Regions from separate parts of the Homo sapiens genome. Here region 2 is linked to region 1. Evidence: read pairs that join two places in POLR2A ChIA-PET (ENCODE). Cell type or tissue: MCF 10A. All regions are shown on one strand. Each heading gives the region's core, and the rest is flanking DNA. Links, peaks and the distances in the headings are about the cores only.

Region 1 (5,374 bases), core at 224-5,223:
GCCTGTAATCCCAGTTACTCGGGAGGCTGAGGCAGGAGAATTGCTTGGACCTGGGAGGTGGAGGTTGCAGTGAGCCGAGATTGTGCCGCTGCACTTCAGCCTGGGTGACAGAGCAAGACTCTGTCTCACAAAAAAAAAAAAAAAAAAAAAAAAAAGTGGGTGCAGCACTGCCTTTGAACTGCCGCTCTGGGCACACTGCCCATGGGATAGCCCTGCTCTGCAAGGAGCAGCACCTCTGGTACCACTTCAATAAAGACTGCTGTCTAACACCACCAGCTCGCCCTTGAATTCTTTCCTGGGTAAAGCCAAGGACCCTCCCAGACTAAGCCCCAATTGTGGGCCTGCCTGCCCTGCATCATGGGTGTTGGACTCCGGGTGGTTTGGAAGTGCTGGTTCTAGTATCAAAGACCCACACATGGATGTAGCTCAGAATGCTTTTGTGCCCGGGAAAAAGTTTGGGGTGATGTGGTTCTGTCACCTAAAGGGTCAGTCAGCTGGGCTGGTGAGAACAATGCTCTTGGCTGGAAGTAGCAAAGAAAATTGCGAGTCACTTTCAGTTATTTTCTGCCTCTTTCATGGGCTTTTCTAGACAATTTCCTTGTTTTCTTCCCTTGAGGTCTGGTCTCATTCTTCCAGCAATGACGTGGTGGATTTAAAAAACGTCCACCATAGTCTTTTGCCATTCCTCCCTCCAAGAAACAGAGGCTAATTTCCTACTCTCTTCACACATAGAATATGGAAGAAGTGGCAGTGAGGAACTTCCCAGGCCAGGTCAGAAAAGGCACTGTGGCTTCCCCTCTGTCCTCTCTTGATCACTTGCTCTAGGGCTCCTGCTGCTGTGGTGTGGGACCTTCGAGCAGCCTGTGGAAGTCATCCTGTGAGGAACTGTGGCCTCCCCCAAGCAGCGCATATTGGAGGCAGAGGCTTCAGCCCCAGTCAAACCCTCAGATGATGGCAGCCCCAGCCAACGTCATGACGCAGCCTCTGGAGAGACCCTGAGCCAGGGCCACCCACCCGAACTTACCCTGGATCCTGACCCACAGAAACTGCAAGTCGATAAAGGTTTGCTGTTGTTTTAAACTGCTAAATTTTGGAGTACTTTGTTATGCAGCAGGAGATAACTGACACAAATACTAAGAGTTGAGAACTTTTATTAAGCCTTTTCTTTGTGCCAGGCACTGGGCTAAATGCATCAAAAGGATCTCACCATCTTCCCAGCAGCCCACAGGGAGCAGAGGTTTTCATTACCATCATTCTCAGAGGACACGACTGGGGCTCAGAGAGGGGAAGAAACCTCTCCAGCTTGCACAGCTGGTAAGTAGTGGGGCTGGCGTTTGAACCCAGGTCTGCCTAATTTCAGAGCACTTGTTTGCGTCCAGCACGTGATCCCACCTGTGGTGTGATTCTGTGCCTAGCCGTTCCCCACCCCCTTCCTCCAAACATAGGGCTGCTTTCCTGTCCCAGGTGCAGCAGGTAAACCCCTTCGCACCAGGTGTCAGCGATGGCTGCAGACTGGGGACTCCCCCATTGGCGCTCCGTGCAGGCTGGCCTCGTGAGGAAAAAGTTACCAAGTTTGGGGCCAGAAGATTTGATCATGAGCCCCAGCTGTCAGTCAATGGTTACTGATCCCAAGCTTGCTGGGCTTCAGTTTTACCATCTCTGAGCTGAGAAGGATGTTCAGGGCTGGGTCTCCTTGCAGGGTGGCTCTGAGTGCTCCCTGCAGAGAGAAGGACCGTGGCTGCCTGGGACGGAGAGGGGCTCAACCAGCTGGGAGTCTTCAGTGCTGGGCCTAGGGCCACCTTATCTTCATCTCCCAAATGCCACTTTCAAAACAGAGTCATTCCCCAAATGGATGAGACCCCAGCACAGGAGAAATGCATGACAGCCAGATAATAAACCTGCATATCAGAACTGTCAGATCGTCTTCAGAGCAAAAGGCAACATGCTCTCCCGAGGTAAGATCCTAACTGTTGTCAGGAACATATGCCAGGGGTGGGGGGTGGGGAGCGGCTCAGGACGCGGCGCTGGCAGCCCCCAGCCCATCAAATTCACTCCATCTATCTCGGGCTGGGCCGTTTCATCTTGAAAGTCGCAGAGCTTAAGCATTTATCAGCAAAGCACCTGCTTCTGTTTGTTCTGCGTGATTTAGTGTATTTATCGCTGTGCTTTTGAAATGCCTCTTTGGTCTATCTCTGAGATTTTCCCCCTGGACTCCCCGTTAAATTAATCAGATTCTGCTCCCCTCCAGTCCTACCTCTGCCTGCTGGCACTCCGAGGGTGGGTCATTAAATGGCCGTGCATTTTGTTTTTTTTTTTCCTCCTGGCGAGGGAGGTGTTTGTTGAGGGGCGGTGGGGAGGGGGTCCCTGGGGATGGTCGCTCTGTGGGCTTCCCCAGTGCAGGCCGCACAGTGAGCAGAGGCGTTTCCTGTGATGAAGCTGGACAGGCCCCTTATGCGTCATCTCGCCTGTTTACATGGCCTCAGCGTTTCCCACATTTTCTCTCTGGCATGCTCTGGAGCGTAGTGGCTTGGGGAGCAGGACATGGGACAAGGTGACAGAGCAGGTGGATACCGGGGTGGAAGTGCAGACCTTTGGCCCTCTGGAGGAAGAATGTGGGGCTGGGTGGGTTGGGCTGGCCAAGGACCAAGCCCGGGTGTCCCAAGTTTTGGGGACTGTGGCCATGTTCCTCCTGGCCACCAGCCAGGGGCCACACCTGCCAGCCCGAGTGGTGGTCTTCAGCCCCTTCCCCACAGGGCGGTTGCCTTTGTGGGATGGGATGCTTTAGGAAGGGAGGCTCAGAACTGTCCTCTGCCCTGGGCAGGAGAGGCCTCCTGCGCCTGCCCCACACTGTGGGCCTTACCAGAGGGGCTTATGGGGAGAAGCTGAGTGGATACTTTTATGGAGGGCTGGGGACCGAGCCCCAGAGAGGTCTCCACACTCTCCAGGGATGCACCTGCCCACAGGGGAGGGCCAGCTCCTGCCATCCAGGGCCTGGGCAGGGGCCCGAGCAGGAGCGAAGCTTATGGGGCCGTCGGTGTCTGTGGGATGAGTGGGCTTTGCTGGGCCTGAACCCAATGTCGTCAGCCAGCTGCACAGCTGCTGTGGGCACATGCCGCCCGGGAGGGTTGGTGACGATGGGTCCTGTGGGGTGGCCATCCAGGGCTTGCCTCTGTGGTGGGTCAAAGTGCGGGCCCTGTAGTGGTGGCTGCCAGGGTGTTGTCGTGTGGCTGCCGGCCCCACCTCTCCAGGAGCCATCCTCAGTCATTATTTGACATTGGGTGGGGCATGGGTGGGGCAGTTCCAGCGGGAGGTGCACAAGCAGCCCCAGCCAGGCCCACATGATGGCCACTCTCAGGTTTAATTCCTGAACCCAGAGACAAAGGCTGGAGAGTGGATCTTCCTCAGAGCCCCTTAGCTTCCACCCTGCCCTGGTGCCCCCTCATCCTTGCCCTCTTCTCCCCTGGACAGGACCCAGAGTCCTCCCATCAGTTCCCATTGCCCACAGCCAAGAAGCCCCACTGACCCCTCATTCCTCCCACACCAGCCGCGAGGGGACAGTAAAGCTTTGAGCCTAGCAGGAAAGGGACAGGCTGTGGGACCCCCATCTCGTGGACACCCTTCTTCCCTCGGCTTGGAGCGCTCTGTCTGCGCCATTTTCCCAGTGCTTTGGGAATTCAGCCGGGGCCTGCAGGCTCTGAAACATCTTACAGAGGCCCACCACTCACGGCAGCTCCGCCGCACACCCACGTCTCTCCATACTCCGAGACGGTTGCTTGTACCCATTTTGCAGATGGGCCGAATGGGCTCGGGGATGATGTCATTGCCTTGTCTCTGCCTCAGTTTACTCTGTTTGAAGAATGGAGCGCGGAGGGAGTAAATGAGTTGGGGCACAGGGAGCTCCTGGAACGATGCCTCCCCCACACAAACACTCGTGAGGGTTTGCTGCTCTTTAGTTGTGAGGATTTAATCCATTATTATTGTTATTATTTCAGCATTTGCTGTTATTTTCCAATGATGATGAAGATGATGGTGAGGAGGGGCTGGCATTTCCGGGGGAGGAGGGGCAGTCTGTCTGCCTTCACAGTGCATACTCCTCCCTGAGCTGTGCACAGCCCCTGTCCTCAAGTATCGTAAGGTTTGGGAGACACGGACCTGTGTGTAGACAATTGCGAAGGCACATCCACCCCTAACAGGGTCAGCAAGGTCCAAGTCACCTGCAGGGGCAGGGCAGGGAGGAAACAGCCACGCGAAAGTGTAGAGAACGAAGGGAAGTAAGCGCAAGCTCTAAATAAAGCCCAATTTTAACTGTTTTAGCTCCTTTTGGGACATCTCCCAGTATGTTCCCAAGACAGCAATGAAAAGGCACCCTTTCCACATTGGGACCTGGTGCCGTGCTGTTGTAAATGCTGGGACTCAAACATGTGCGTGTCCACACTGACCGTCCACACTCAAATATGCACGTGTCCACACTTAAATATGTGTGTCCACACTCAAATATGTGCGTGTCCACACTGACCGTCCACACTCAAATATGTGCCTGTCCACACTGACCGTCCACACTCAAATATGCGCGTGTCCACACTTAAATATGTGCGTGTCCACACTCAAATATGTGCGTGTCCACACTGACCGTCCACACTCAAATATGTGCATGTCCACACTGACCGTCCACACTCAAATATGCGCGTGTCCACACTTAAATATGTGCGTGTCCACACTCAAATATGTGCGTGTCCACACTGACTGTCCACACTCAAATATGTGCATGTCCACACTCAAATATGTGCGTGTCCACACTGACCGTCCACACTAAATATGTGCGTGTCCACACTGACCGTCCACACTCAAATATGCACGTGTCCACACTTAAATATGTGTGTGTCCACACTCAAATATGTGCGTGTCCACACTGACCGTCCACACTCAAATATGTGCGTGTCCACACTGACCGTCCACACTCAAATATGTGTGTGTCCACGCTGACCGTCCACACTCAAATATGCGCGTGTCCACACTTAAATATGTGCGTGTCCACACTCAAATATGTGCACGTCCACACTGACCATCCACACTCAAATATGTGCGTGTCCACACTTAAATATGTGCATGTCCACACTGACCGTCCACACTCAAATATGCGCGTGTCCACACTCAAATATGCGCGTGTCCACACTCAAATATGTGCGTGTCCACACTGACTGTCCACACTCAAATATGTGCATGTCCACACTCAAATATGTGCGTGTCCACACTGACCGTCCACACTAAATATGTGCGTGTCCACACTGACCGTCCACACTCAAATATGCACGTGTCCACACTTAAATAAGTGTGTGTCCACACTCAAATATGTGCGTGTCCACACTGACCGTCC
Region 2 (5,374 bases), core at 227-5,226, 66 kb before region 1:
CAGGGTTACTGCCCTTTATAAAACCATCAGATCTCGTGAGACTTACTGTCACGGGGACAGCCTGGGAAAGACCCACCTCCATGATTCAGTGACCTCCTGCCGGGCCCCTCCCATGACATGTGGGGATTGTGGGAGCTACAATTCAAGATGAGATTTGGGTGGGGACACAGCCAAACCATATTAGCCTGCAACCTTGATCAGGTCACTCTGTCCTTCCTCGCCCAGTCCCAGAAGCAGACAGGTTCCCATCGGTAGTCCTGAGAGTTGCCACCTTGCTTTTTGCCTTCCCCTTACGCACGCATTTATAATCCTCGGACCAGCTCTCCCACAGAGGGCAGTTGTCCCCAGATCAGAGCTGAACTTGCTTGGAGCCACACAGCTGGTATGTGGCACTGTGAGTGGAACCCAGGGCAGCCGACTCCACGTCTGGGCTTCCAGCTTCGTCGGCTGCCCTGACTTTCCTCCATGTCTTCCGGAAGGCCCTCCCAACTGCCTCACTCTGAAGCAGGGCACCATGATTCTGTAAGGAAATGAGATTTGAGCCACACGCCTGTTTGTGCCACACACCTGCTCTTTCCTACGTTGCTTGTAGTGTTTTCCCAGAAAGGTGGGAAGAAGGAAGAAGGGAAGGAGAGAAGGAGGGAGAGAACAAAGAAGGAAATGACGTGGATAATATCTTAAACACTACAGTTTTTTAATATCAAATTCCACTAGTTCCAAAATAGAACTTAGCTGGATAATATTCTGAGTTGTGGCTGGAATTTCTGTTCTACCAAATGGTTGTCTGGCATGAAACGTATTTGGATTTTTATGGATCAATTTTATCAGTAACAGTGCTAGTTGGACATAAGCAACATCAGCCTCCTGTGTGCTGGGCCCACTAGTAGGCACTGAGAATTCTTCCCACATCTGCCACAGCTCTGGCCCCTGTGGCTCTTTGCCAAGGTCAGCTCCTCATAGGACTAGCTCCCTCCAGGTTCCCAGTAGGAAGATGGGACCTGTGGAGCCTACTTTCAAGCCTACCCCAGAAGCTGTTTACTTTCCCATCCATCCACCCACACACCCATCCATTCACCCACCCACCCATTCACCCACCAACCCATCCATCCATTCACCCACCCACCCACCCACTCATCCACCCCATCCACCCACCCATTCTTCCATCCATCCATCCACCCACCCATCCATTCATTCAGCCACCCACCCATCCATCCACCCACCCACCCATTCTTCCATCCATCCGCCCACCCATTCTTCCATCCATCCTGCCACCCACCCATCCATTCACCCACCCACCCACCCATCCATTCACCCACCCACCCACCCATCCATTCACCCGCCCACCCACCCATCCCTTCACCCACTATGCATCCATCCACCTACCCATCCATCCACCTACCCATCCATCCACCCACCCACCCATCTATCCACCTACCCATTCACCCACCCATCCATCCACCCATCATCCATCCATCTGCACATCCATCCATTCACCTGCCCACCATCCATCCATCCATCCATCCATCTACTCACCCACCTATCTACCCACCCACCCCCATCCATCTACCCATCCCCCATTCATGTATCCACCCACCCACCCCATCCATTTATCCACACATATGTATACCACCCACCCCCCATTCATCCTTCTATCCACCCACCCACCCACTCATCCATCCATCCTCCTACCCTCCCATCCACCCATCCATTCATCCACCCATCCATCCATCCACCCATCCACCCACCCACCCGACCACCCACCATTCAGCATTTATTTGGACACATACTCTGTTGCTCTCAGTCAAGCACTGTGGAGTTCTGAGCCTTTGCCCTCAGAGGAGGCAGACTCTGGTCCTGTGAGGGCCTGCTGGAATCATGCACAGGCCTTGAAGGTGACTGCCTGGTGGAGACATTAAGAACCACCCAACTCCCCAGAGGAAGGTACTGGGAAGAGAGTGCCCCACCTAAGCCTTGGCCTCAAAAGGACCTTTTCTCCTGGAAGCCCCCGTCTCTCTCTCTCCCAGAAGGGGAATCATCCAGGTGGATCGGTACCCTGGAGCCACCCCTGTCCCCACCTCTGCCCTTAAGAGTTTGAGCCAGACTCAGTGGAGCAGACTCTGAGGTCTACAAATCGACGGAGACCTGACAGCAACTTTTGTGCCTGTAAGTCCATAAATCTCTGGCCTGAGTACTTGGCAGTGACCCTTTAACATTCCTGAAAACAAAGAAAAGGTGTCCCAATAGCAGAGGATTTGCAGCCAGGATTTTACTGGAATTAGGAAGTAGAAGCCCTGCCGCGCTGGCTAGCTAATGAGTTTTGAACCGCTTCCAGGAATAAGTGTGAGTTTAGAATATCACCATCAGTGCAGTGGCCCTACACCTTCCGGGGAATGGTGCTCCACCTGGAATGATACTTAGGCACTGCCTCACGTGCAGAAAGCCTGTGACTGAACAACAGAAACTGGGTCCTGGGAAATGCAGAGTTCTTTCCAGTGGGCAGCCCTGCCTGCAGGGTCCCCTGAGCTCTCTGATGGACACCCAGCTGACCCTAAGCTCTCTGACGGGTGCCTAGTAGCTCTGCATGCATCGCGTGTACCCAGCTGAGCTGTTGATGCTCCAAGGTCCTGTCAGAGGCAGCTGTTTGAGCATTGGTCCCTGGAGTTGCCAGAGGTGCATGAGGAGGGCTGGGCCCGGAGGTGAAGGTTGACAACTACAGCCCTCCGCTTCTCCTGCAGAGATAGAAACACCGGAAACACGTGGAGAGGTGTGCACTTACGGCAGGCCCGCTGCCTTCTTCTGCTCCAGCATCCTGTGTCCTGCTGGGCTGGCCGTGGTGCCTGGCCACACTCCGAATCAAGCCTTTAGTTGGTGATGTCCAAAGGCCCCTCCTCCAGCACTCTGCACCCCTGGTTCAGCCCGATGTCCCTAGACGGTGTCAGGGGATCCTGTACCTGAAGACATGGGAGACAAACCATTCCCAAACACCAGGGAAAGGGTGTCCCAAAATATCACTGTCTCTCTAGAGAAAGGAACCCCTGCACACACCCCACCTGAGCCACCGTGCTCACTTCTCATCGCTGTCAGAGCCGTGCACTTGGGCTGCCAAGACCTGTGAGGACCAGCGGGTTTCTAGTGGCCGCAGCCGCCCGTTTCCCTTTCCAGAGCTCCTCTCTCCCAGAGGACGGCGTCCAACCGGAAAGGTCCTTTGTGTTTGGAAAGGGCCCTTTTCTGGCACAGGCTACAGCATAAAGATGAAGAAGTGAGACCACTTCTACCATACTCCAGAACCCACCAGCCCCACTTTGGGGGGCCCTGAGGCCTTGGGTCGCCACGCAAGGCGGTCTGTGTGACTGCACCAGCGTCCCTCCTTGGCCCCTGTGCTTACTGAGCCCCTGTCTGCCTGGCGTGCACACAGTATACAAGCACATACGCGCATGCACTTAGGGCACACTCAGGGGCTCTCCAGAGTCAGTGCCCACCACCTGGAGGCGCGTCGGTGTTACTGTCTCCAGTCAGCACTGGCGGGACTTCACGGGTGCAGCCCGTGAAGGTGCCTGCTGGCTGAGATCCTGGGACTGGGTGCAGCCCGTGAAGGTGCCTGCTGGCTGAGATCCTGGGACTGGGTGCAGCCCGTGAAGGTGCCTGCTGGCTGAGATCCTGGGACTGGGTGCAGCCCGTGAAGGTGCCTGCTGGCTGAGATCCTGGGACTGGGTGCAGCCCGTGAAGGTGCCTGCTGGCTGAGATCCTGGGACTGGGTGCAGCCCGTGAAGGTGCCTGCTGGCTGAGATCCTGGGTCTTGGGGTCTGGAGGCGGCTGAGCCGTTTGGTGCCGCTGGACCAGAGCCATGTAGATGTTGACTGTAATCGGAACTACCTTGGTAATGGTGGCAGACGTTAATAAGCGCGCACCACGTGCCGGCTGCAGCGTTTTTCTGTGCATCTCCCCTTATTCTCACAGCAGCCTGGCAAGGGCAGGGCTGTTCACACCTGTTTACATCTGGGGCAGGTGAGGTGCCAGGAGGTGGATGACCTAGACCTAGCCCTGGATCCCCACCTGCGTCTTCTGCCAAAGGTTGGCCCAGGTGGATTGGGAAGGTGCTGGTTCCTCTGTGGAGAGGCTCGGCGTCATCCTTTACGTGCCCAGGTGACTGCCAGGGCCATTTTCTCAGGTAGTGACCCGTCTGGCTGGTGTTGGAGGGAGTCGAGAGGGCCGCTGCTCTGTGGAAGGAGGACCCTGAGTGGAGAGGTCCTCGGCCCAGAGTCCTTCTTAGCCAGCACCTTTGACCTCTTAGGACTGTCATCACAGGTGTGGTGACAACCAGAAATGCCCCAACTGAGAATCATTGACTGAGGGTCACTAGCCTGAAAGATTGAATTGCCTTTAAGACATGATATTACAAAAGCATCGTCATATGAAGTGGTGATCAAATAATACGCAGCCAGAAGGCAGGGAAAGGGCTGTCCTGGAGGCATGCTAGGCAGTTCGTTAGGAGAGGTATTCTTGTTTTAGAGTTTTTTATGTTTATGGTATTTGCCAGCTTTTAAATTTCATAGTTTGTTCTGATTTTTTTCTAAGTAAGCACCTACCTGCACTCCCAGTTTTGAACTCAGGTCTTACGTTCTTTTTCTTTCTAAGAGAAGGTTTCCACATTGTGTAACCTTCAGGGCTTACACAGCCTGGGTCGGCCTCAGCCCATTTGAGAGTCAGCGGAGTGGATTATCTGAAAAGTAGGGGTTGACTAGGAGGCCACGGTGTGGGGACGCACTGGATTGCTGGCCTGTCCCATGCTGTTCCTTAAAGCAGGGGTTGACTGGGGGCTGCGGCACGGGGATGCACTGGATTGCTGGCCTGTTCCGTGCTGTCCCTTAAAGCAGGGGTTGACCAGGAGGCCATGGCGCAGAGATGCACTGGATTGCTGGCCTGTCCCGTGCTGTTCCTTAAAGCAGGGGTTGACTGGGGGCCGCGGCGCGGGGATGTGCTGGATTGCTGGTCTGTTTGTGCTGTCCCTTAAAACAGGGGTTGACTGGGGGCCGCGGCGCGGGGACGCACTGGATTGCTGGCCTGTTCCCTGCCGTCCCTTTCACCCAGGGCTCCTCGCTGTGTTCTCGTGCTGCTGGCTTGCCTGATAACCTCCAAACCCGTTCACGCTAGTCCTTGGGTGGAATTGTTAAAAGGGTTGATGAACTCTCTCTCTCCCCAGCTCAGAGTCCTGCCATCAGGTTGAAGCCTTTGATTACAGTTGCTAGATAGAATTGATGAAGAGACAGCAGAAGAGACGTTAGAAAAAAATCTATAAGCTTTATTCCCGAAGAGAGAAAGCCCAGACCCGTGGCTCCTTTGGGCCAGGCCAAGAAAGCATTGGCAACTGTTATCT

What was found. Peaks named below come from ENCODE experiments on the same cell type or tissue, not always from the same donor. Only the 100,000 strongest peaks of a DNase experiment are listed, where the experiment ranks them.
Region 2: POLR2A ChIA-PET joins it to region 1 with 5 read pairs; 2 of 35 experiments call an interaction of 5 or more read pairs at or near these places.

Annotation. Positions count from the first base shown.
Region 1 is chr22:47,206,670-47,212,043 of GRCh38, forward strand. No RefSeq gene overlaps it. Among named protein-coding and RNA genes, the nearest start is that of LINC01644, 280 kb to the right of the region's middle. In MCF 10A, for the core only: no CTCF peak of the experiment used is centred there; no DNase peak of the experiment used is centred there.
Region 2 is chr22:47,141,139-47,146,512 of GRCh38, forward strand. All of the region lies in intron 12 of TBC1D22A (TBC1 domain family member 22A), which reads left to right. LOC124905140 (a long non-coding RNA gene) reads right to left here and starts at 3,164. Exons shown (of 3, transcript XR_007068141.1): 1 at 3,069-3,164; 2 at 2,777-2,951; 3 at 114-520. In MCF 10A, for the core only: no CTCF peak of the experiment used is centred there; a DNase peak (open chromatin) is centred at 2,283.